Regions from separate parts of the Homo sapiens genome. Here region 2 is linked to region 1. Evidence: read pairs that join two places in POLR2A ChIA-PET (ENCODE). Cell type or tissue: PC-9. All regions are shown on one strand. Each heading gives the region's core, and the rest is flanking DNA. Links, peaks and the distances in the headings are about the cores only. Region 1 overlaps XPNPEP3 (X-prolyl aminopeptidase 3). Region 2 overlaps RANGAP1 (Ran GTPase activating protein 1).

Region 1 (4,382 bases), core at 303-4,302:
TGTTACTTTTTAAGGCATTACTAATAACTGAAAATAGTTACGTCATTGCCCATCAAGGGAAAAGCACTTGTAACTGTCATTTAAAAAAAATAAAACTATAAAACAATATAGAGGGGTATGGTGTGTGTGTGTTACTTTAGAATCTAGAGTTTACGGTCTATTTAGTATAAACAGTATAAACGTGAGACCATCTGGTTTTACAAAATAATTTACAAAGTATTCATTAGCTGCTGTCACAAAATCATGATAGCAAACTTGAAATGATTTTATCAGTCTTATAGAGGAAGAATCTGGTGGATTTGATCCAGCCTATTAAAAGGTTGGCACAAAACTGACTGAAAGGTCTCCAGAAAGTCCCCATAACACTCAAGACTGTAAACTGTAGCCATGCACATTTTATGAAGGATGAATTTTGTGGGGAAATAGGATCAAGTTGCAAAATTATGAATATTTGACCTTTGTCAACCATATAATGAATCGTAAGTGTAGCCATCTCTCTCTCCCTGTTAGGAACCATCTTTAAAATCTGAGACTGTCTATGAGGAGTACCTTTAACATTTCTCACGTTCTGGCAGGCACAAAAAGATACTTTGTATGGCACAATGGAACAAATTTGAGGGGGCTGAGTGGTAAGTACATATGACTTGTAGAAAAAAAATTATTATACATCCTTTAACTATGATAAGAAAAATATGTACAGTGAGCCACCATGGCTGACCAACAAACATGAAATTTCTTATAATGGGAATGGATTTCTAATCCAGTTGAAATATTTTATATCAAATATTTCAAAATAAGCTATAATTTGCAGCATATACATGTATTGTTAGAACAGTCACCCTGCTCACAGACTCCACTAAGAAGTACTTCATCCACAAAAGTCGTAAGTATCCAGCATATGTAAAGCAGAGATCTGGGCTGTCTGAGGCTGCATCTGGAAGCAGCCCTGGCCCAGTCTTGAGCCCCCATGACACCTATGGCTAGCAGCCCTTACACATCTGAAACACCAACCACTCTAGCTAAATTCCATGACATCCTTGTCTTTCATGTGACACTGTGCTCAACAGCTGCCACTGAAGTAGATGACCAAATGGTAACACCTCTCCTTCTCCATATTTCAGTGAGCTCTTGAAAAATAATTCTACATCTTATGACCCTAATTTAAATACCCTAATTGAAATATCATTTAGGGTATTTAAATTAGGGTCATAAGATCTAGAATTATACTGGTAAGAATTACTCTGGACATAAAAATTTGTGTGACTGGTCAGATGTGGTGGCTCATGCATGTAATCCTAGCACTTTTGGAGGCTGAGGTGGGAGGATCACTGGAGGCCAGAAGTTCAAGACCAACCTGGGCAACATAGCTAGATCCCCATCTCTACAAAAAAATTATATTAGGTGTGATGGTGCATGCATGTAGCCCCAGCTACTTAGGAGGTTGAGGTGGGAGGATCACTTGAGCCCAGGAGTCCAAGGCCCAAAGCTGCAACAAGCCATTATCATACCACTACACTTGAGTGACAAGGGCAAGACCCTGTCTCTAAAAAAAAAGTATCTGTCACTATGTAATATTGATCTAGATTTCCACCAGTTTTTAAACCCCATTGGTTCTGAATGATTGCCACTAAATACTACATTTTCCTAGGAAACGAAAGTGGGAAGCCTACAAGGTTAGAACAAACATTTTTATTAAAATATTCATCTTGGAGGGGCAGGGGGAGGGAGAGCATCAGGATAAACAGCTAATGCATGCAGAGCTTAATACTTCAGTGATGGGTTAATAGGTACAGCCATGGCAAACATTTACCTATGTAACAAACCTGCACATTCTGCACAGTTGTGTACATGTATCCGGGAACTTAAACAAAAAAAAAATGGCCGGGCACAGTGGCTCACACCTGTATTCTAGGACTTTTGGAGGCCAAGGCGGGCGGATTGCCTGAGCTCAGGAGTTCAAGACCAGCCTGGTCGACATGGTGAAACTCCGTCTCTACTAAAATACAAAATTAGCTGGGCACGGTGGTGGGAGCCTGTAGTCCCAACTACTCGGGAGGCTGAGGCAGGAGAATTGCTTGAACTCGAGAGGCGGAAGTTGCAGTGAGCCGAGATCAAGCCACTGCACTCCAGTCTGGGAGAGCGAAACTCTGTCTCAAAAAAAAATTTTTTTTAATTTTTAAAATTTCACATTTTAGCAATTAAAAAAATACTCATCTTGAAAGATGTTATTAAATATTTTATTGAGGCCAGGTGTGGTGGCTCACACCTCTAATCCTGGCACTTTGGGAGGCTGGGTCAGGCGGATCACCTGAGTTCAGGAGTTCGAGAGCAGCCTGGCCAACATGGTGAAACCTCTCTACTAAAAATACAAAAATTAGCCGGGCTTGGCCGGGCATGGTGGCTCACGCCTGTAATCCCAGCACTTTGGGAGGCTGAGGCGGGAGGATCACGAAGTCAGGAGATTGAGACCATCCTGGCTAACACAGTGAAACCCCATCTCTACTAAAAATACAAAAAAAATTAGCCAGGCGTTGTGGCGGGCGCCTGCAGTCCCAGCTACTCGGGAGGCTGAGGCAGGAGAATGGCGTAAACCCGGGAGGTGGAGCTTGCAGTGAGCCGAGATTGCGCCACTGCACTCCAGCCTGGGCTACAGAGGGGGACTCCGTCTCAAAAAAAAAAAAAAAAAATTAGTCGGGCATGGTGGCAAGCACCTGTAGTCCCAGCTACTCGGGAGGCTGCGACAGGAGAATCGCTTGAACCTGGGGGGCAGAGGTTGCAGTGCGCCAGTGCACTCTAGCCTGGGCGACAGAGCAAAACTCAGTCTAAAAAAAAAAAAAAAATTGAAAGCAGGGACTCGGTTATTTGTACACCAATGTTCAATGCAGCATTATTAACAATAGCCAAAAGGTAGAAAAATCCAAATATCGATTGATGGATGAATGGATAAACAAAACGTGTATACATGCAATGAAATATTATTCAATTTTCTGGCCGGGCGCAGTGGCTCACGCCTGTAATCCCACCACTTTCGGAGGCCGAGGCGGGCAGATCACGAGGTCAGGAGATCGAGACCATCCTGGCTAACACGGTGAAACCCCGTCTCTACTAAAAATACAAAAAAATTAGCCGGGCATGGTGGCGGGCGCCTGTAAGTCCCAGCTACTCGGGAGGCTGAGGCAGGAGAATGGCGTGAACCCGGGAGGCGGAGCTTGCAGTGAGCCAAGATCGCGCCACTGCACTCCAGCCTGGGCGATAGAGTGAGACTCAAAATAAGATGGTTAAAATTATATTCTCACTGGCCGGGCGCGGTGGCTCACGCCTGTAATGCCAACACTTTGGGAGGCCAAGGCGGGCAGATCACGAGTTCAGGAGATCGAGACCATTCTGGCTAACACAGTGAAACCCCATCTCTACTAAAAATACAAAAAATTAGCCAGGCGTGGTGGCGGGCGCTTGTAGTCCCAGCTATTCAGGAGGCTGAGACAGGAGAATGGCATGAACCCGGGAGGTGGAGCTTGCAGTGAGCCGATTTCGCGCCACTGCACTCGCCTGGGCGACAAGGCGCAACTCCGTCTCAAAAAAAAAAAAAAGAAATTATATTCTCACTTATAAGTGGGAGCTAAACATTGAGTACACATGGATCCAAAGAAGGGAACCATAGATACCAGTGCCTACTCAAGGCTGAAACAAGGAGGGTGAGGATCGAAAAATCAGCTCTCAGGTACTAGGCTCATTACCTCAGTGACAAAATAATCTGCGCACCGAACTCCAATGTTGAGCAATTTACCCATGTAACAATCATGCAGAGGTGCCCTTTGAACTTAAAAATTTGAAATAAAGAAAAATGGGTAAAATTGGGAAATTGTATGTACATTTTGCCACAATAATTTTTTTTTTTTTTGAGACGGAGTCTTGCTCTGTCGCCCAGGCTGGAGTGCAGTGGCACTATCTCAGCTCACTGCAAGCTCCGCCTCCCGGGTTCACGCCATTCTGCCTCAGCCTCCTGAGTAGCTGGGACTACAGGTGCCCGCCACCACGCCCGGCTAATTTTTTTGTATTTTTTTTTAGTAGAGATGGGGTTCCACCGTGTTAGCCAGGATGGTCTCGATCTCCTGACCTCGTGATCCGCCCGCCTCGACCTCCCAAAGTGCTGGGATTACAGGCTTAAGCCACCGCACCCGGCAATAAAAAAAAAATTTTTTTTTTGAGACAGAGTCTCTCCCTGTTCCCCAGGCTGGAGTGCAGTGGCACGATCTCGGCTCACTGCAAGCTCCCCCTCCCAGGTTCATGCCATTCCCCTGCCTCAGCCTCCCAAGTAGCTGGGACTACAGGCGCCCGCCAGCACACCTGGCTAATTTTTTGTATTTTTAGTAGAGATGGGG
Region 2 (4,382 bases), core at 178-4,177, 320 kb after region 1:
GATAGAAACTCACCCCAGTGTTAGGGTCCAGAATCTTCCGTGAGGGCGTGGCTGACTTCTCTCCCTGCCCTCGCTGCTGAGGCTCTTCTTCCTCCTCCTCCTCCTCTTCTTCCTCCTCTTCCTCATCTTCCTCCTCCTCTTCTTCTGCTTCCTCTTCTTCCTCTTCTCCTTCCTCCTCCTCCTCCTCGTCCTCGTCATCACTGCAGAAAGAGCTGGCTGAAGCAGATCCTCTCTACCCAGCAGCCCAGGTTGGCTCTAAGGCCTGGCTCCATGAGCCCAGAGACCTCACCTCAGCCAGGAGGGAGAGAGCCTGGTGGGGTGGGAGCACCTGCTCCCAGGGCAGGGGCAGGTGGATCACCAGGGAAATCCATGCTGTGGACACAAAAAAATAAGATCGGCCCGGCGCGGTGGCTCATGCCTGTAATCCCAGCACTTTGGGAGGCCGAGGTGGGTGGATCATGAGGTCAGGAGATCGAGACCATCCTGGCTAACGTGGTGAAACCCCGTCTCTACTAAAAATACAAAAAATTAGCCGGGTGTGGTGGCGGGCGCCTGTGGTCCCAGCTACTCAGGAGGCTGAGGCAGGAGAATGGCGTGAACCCTGGAGGCGGAGCTGGCAGTGAGCCGAAATTGTGCCACTGCACTCTAGCCTGGGCAACAGAGCGAGACTCCATCCCCCACAAAAAAACAAAAAAAAAAAACAAAAAAAAATCAGATCTTGTCCCTGTCCTCAAGGAGCCCCAGGTTTCATGGAGAGACAGAAAACGAAGACAGCTTTGTCACACCTAGAGCCCAGGGCTTGGCAGGAACACTGCCCAGGTTGAGATGCCAGGGCAGGGGCGCCCACATCCACATGACCTCAGGAAGCTACAGGTGTGGGGGAGGAAGAAGAGTAGGGGTGTCCTTGCCCCATAGGAAGGCTGGACCATTTCCCAGGGACAGTGGGACCTGTGAGGTTCAGCCCACCTCGGAGTCCCCAGTTCCTAGCCTCAGCTCAGGGCCTAGCACCGAGGAGACACGACTGAGTATCTGACACACGAATGAGGCCGACTTGGAGATGCGAGGGGCACAGGGAGCCCGATGCTGATGGCCCAACCGGACTTGGATCCAGGAGATGGCCACTCCCCGGCCACCCACCTTCACCTCCAGGTAGACTCCCCAGGCCCCATGGTCTCTTCCTTTCTAGAGTCAGCGTCTTAAGAACAATCCCGAGTGCAGCCCCTTCTGGCTGCCCCCACCTCCCACCCCCATCACTCCCCAGGCCCCACCACATCAGGATGAGATCTGGCCTCACCCCTTCAGAGGCCTCCCCAACTCCACCACTCTACAGGGTGGCCCCGCTCAGCCCGTACGAGCTCCTCTGTTGAACGGACAACTCATTCTGTCTCCACCCCACGAGACAGAAGCCCTGACTGTCCCATCCTTATAGCCCTGATGCCTAGTGTATGACCTAGTACGTAACAGGAGTGCACCCAACGTTTCTGAATAAATACAAGTAGAAACAAATAAAGGGGCCAGGTGTGGTGGTGGGTGCCTGTAATCCCAGCTACTTGGGAGGCTGAGGCAGGGGAATCACTTGAACCCAGGAGGTGGAAGCTGCAGTGAGCCGAGATCACGCCACTGTACTTTAGCCTGGGGAACAGAGCAAGACTCCATCTCAAGAACAAAAGAAAGAAAGAAAGGAATGGCCTGACCCCGACCTCTGGGGCCACCCCGAGTTCCCTACCTGAGGGACGCCAGCACCTTGGCCATGTTGAAGCCCTCCAGCACCTCCTGAAGCTGTTCACAGCCTTCTTCTCCCAGGGTGTTGCCTGCTCAAGGGGAGGGAAGAGCAGTCAGCCGGGGTGCCAGGGCCAGCCTAGCAGACCTGTGCAGAGGCCTCCCCCATCCGACTACCATTCAGGTCCAGCTTCTCCAGCTCAGCTTTGTCTGCCATGGCCTCAGCAACAGCCAGGGCAGCATCCCTCTTGATTTCACAGAATGACAAGTTCAGCTCCTGAAAATAAGAGGAAGGGTTGGAGGCAGGCAGAAACCCGGGCCAGGACACCAGGTTCTACTCTAAGCCTCAGTTTCCCCAAGTGAGGATATGGCAGGCTCTGTCCTCCAGGTGGGGCAAAGTGGGCAGGAAGAATAACACCAACAACAAAAATAATGCCCTGCAGCCAACGATGAGTCACGTACTGTGTTTACTTAAATCACAAGACAGTGATGTACACCACTCCCTGCCTCCCGCTTTAGAAATGAAGAAACCATGGCTCAGAGGGGTGTGGAGGCTCACACAGCATCACAGGGCCCGAAGTGGAGGAGCTGGGATATGGACACAGGCCCACCTGCCTTCAGACCAGACCCCTGTGCCCCCAGCCGCCCCACCACCCACAGACCCCAGAGGGAGGACGTCAGGCGTCCAGGCTGGCACCTTTAGCTTGGGCAGGCCGCCGCGGATGGCATCTGCAATGGCAACTGCACCCTTGGAGCGCACCAGGCAGTCCCCAAAATTAATCACCTCCACCTGCCGCAAGGTCTTCAAGGTCTGTGAGGGGGAAGCAAGGGTCCAGAGTGAGGGTGCAGACCACACCCCAGCCCTCAGCAAGCCCCGGGGGCCCCACACGGTCACATCCCAAGCCAGCCACCACACACTGTCCTCCTCTGCAAGTCACCAGCTTTGCCGTCTTCTACTTGTTGGCCTCTGGGCCCCTGGCCAAACCTCCTCCACCCCTCCCCATGTTACGGCCAGAACTCTTCCTGAGACCAACCAAGCAAGGTTCCTGCTGAGCATCCGGGTCTTCCACACGTAAGCTGATCCCTCTGCCTGAAACACCCATCCCCCACCCTCTGTCCAGAGAAAGACCACTTGCCCTATACAACTTAGCCAAAATGTGATCTCTTCCAGGAAGCCTGCCCTAAGTCTGATTTGAACTTCCTTCTGGCGTGTTCCCCAACACCTGCACACATCTCTGCTAACACACAGGCAGCCGGACTAGCCTTCTGTGGGGCCACGGGACCCTGGCAGCCAAGAAGCCACTGCGTTCAGAGCCCAGCACTGTTACCACTGGCAGCTTCCTTCCCTCCTTGAGCTAGGGTCTCCCTGAAGGCGGGGTCTTTGGCTCAACCCCATGTGGCCTGCACTTGGTACAAAGCCAAGCACTAAATGGGGACTCAAAAAACAGCTGCTGGGCCAGGCACAGTGGCCTGCACCTGTAATCCCAGCTACTCAGAAGGCTGAGGTGGGAGGATCACTTGATCCCAGAAGTTCAAGACCAGCTTGGGCAACAGTAAGATTCCGTCTCAAAAAGTGATAATAAATAACAAAACAAACAACAGCTGCTGAACAAATCAACCAGGAAAACAGATGTGGGGAGCAGTCTGCTCCTGTGCAGCCTGAGAACAAACCAGCGGCAGCCGCTGGGGGCTGCAGAGGCGGCTCAGGAGAAGGTGGCATGAAGAATCAGAGCTGCCCGAGGAGGGCGTGGGTTACCTTGGGACCTGCAACCCTGTTCAGGACATGTTCAAAGAGCTGGAGCCATGGGGCACACACCCAGGGGGCAGGCAGGGGGTAGAGGAGTCCCTGCTAAACGGAGCCCCAGCTTCCCTGGAAAGACAGCAGCCAGCCTCTATCTGGCGGGGCCCAACTGGCTCTGCCACACTCGCCTCACCTCGGCCATGGCCACGGCGCCCTTCTCAGTGAAGGTGTTGTCATTCAGGTTGATGACCCGCAGCAGGGGGTTGACAGCGAAAGCCTGGGCCAGGGCAGTGATGCCAGGGTGGTTGATCCCATTCTGTGGCATGTGGACCTCCTCCAGGGTCCCGATGACCTGTGAAGAGGAGGCAGAGAGTGGAGGGGGCCCCGAGTGCCAGGTGACATCCAGCAGGCAGGAGAGCAATTCCACACAGCAGGCACAGGAATGGGCTGCCGCCAGCACAGGGCAGGGGCCTGTCTGTGGGATTTTGGGGCATGGCTGCATCTAACTCTTTCCACAACCTCCTGAGGGAGGCCTACTGCCTGGGATAGGATCCCCACCAGAGAAAAGACTAGGGATCAAAGAGGCGAAGTGACTTGCCCAGGGTCACAGAGCTCTAGATCCAGCAGGTCGATTTCTTGTTCTCAGTCTGGTGTCCTCAGCACAGTGGGGACCCTGGCTGTGGTGGGCAGGCACTCATGCCCCTTCTCTGGATGACATAGCTCCATGTGACCTTTCTTTCTTAGGGGCCCTCCTAGCCCACCCACCTACACAACATAACCCCTTCGACATGGCGTCCTTCTCTAGGGATGAGGAGGGTGTTCCCTGGCCCATGCAGCCCTATCACAGCCTGGCCTTTTGATACCCATTCTCTCTGCCTCCTTATTTTCTTTTTCTTTTTTCTTTTTTTTTCCTTTTTTGAGA

Evidence for each region. Peaks named below come from ENCODE experiments on the same cell type or tissue, not always from the same donor. Only the 100,000 strongest peaks of a DNase experiment are listed, where the experiment ranks them.
Region 2: POLR2A ChIA-PET joins it to region 1 with 6 read pairs; 2 of 35 experiments call an interaction of 5 or more read pairs at or near these places.

The regions. Positions count from the first base shown.
Region 1 is chr22:40,932,708-40,937,089 of GRCh38, forward strand. It overlaps XPNPEP3 (X-prolyl aminopeptidase 3), which reads left to right. Exons shown (of 10, transcript NM_022098.4): 10 at 1-108. Among named protein-coding and RNA genes, the nearest start is that of RBX1, 16 kb to the right of the region's middle. In PC-9, for the core only: no CTCF peak of the experiment used is centred there; no DNase peak of the experiment used is centred there.
Region 2 is chr22:41,254,295-41,258,676 of GRCh38, forward strand. RANGAP1 (Ran GTPase activating protein 1) reads right to left here. Exons shown (of 16, transcript NM_002883.4): 7 at 3,654-3,812; 8 at 2,417-2,530; 9 at 1,897-1,996; 10 at 1,727-1,811; 11 at 14-200. Among named protein-coding and RNA genes, the nearest start is that of MIR6889, 3.4 kb to the left of the region's middle. RefSeq lists enhancers at 2,083-2,626, 2,627-3,170, 3,715-4,257. In PC-9, for the core only: a CTCF peak has its summit at 2,084 (motif pointing right); a DNase peak (open chromatin) is centred at 2,197; H3K27ac peaks cover 1,435 bases.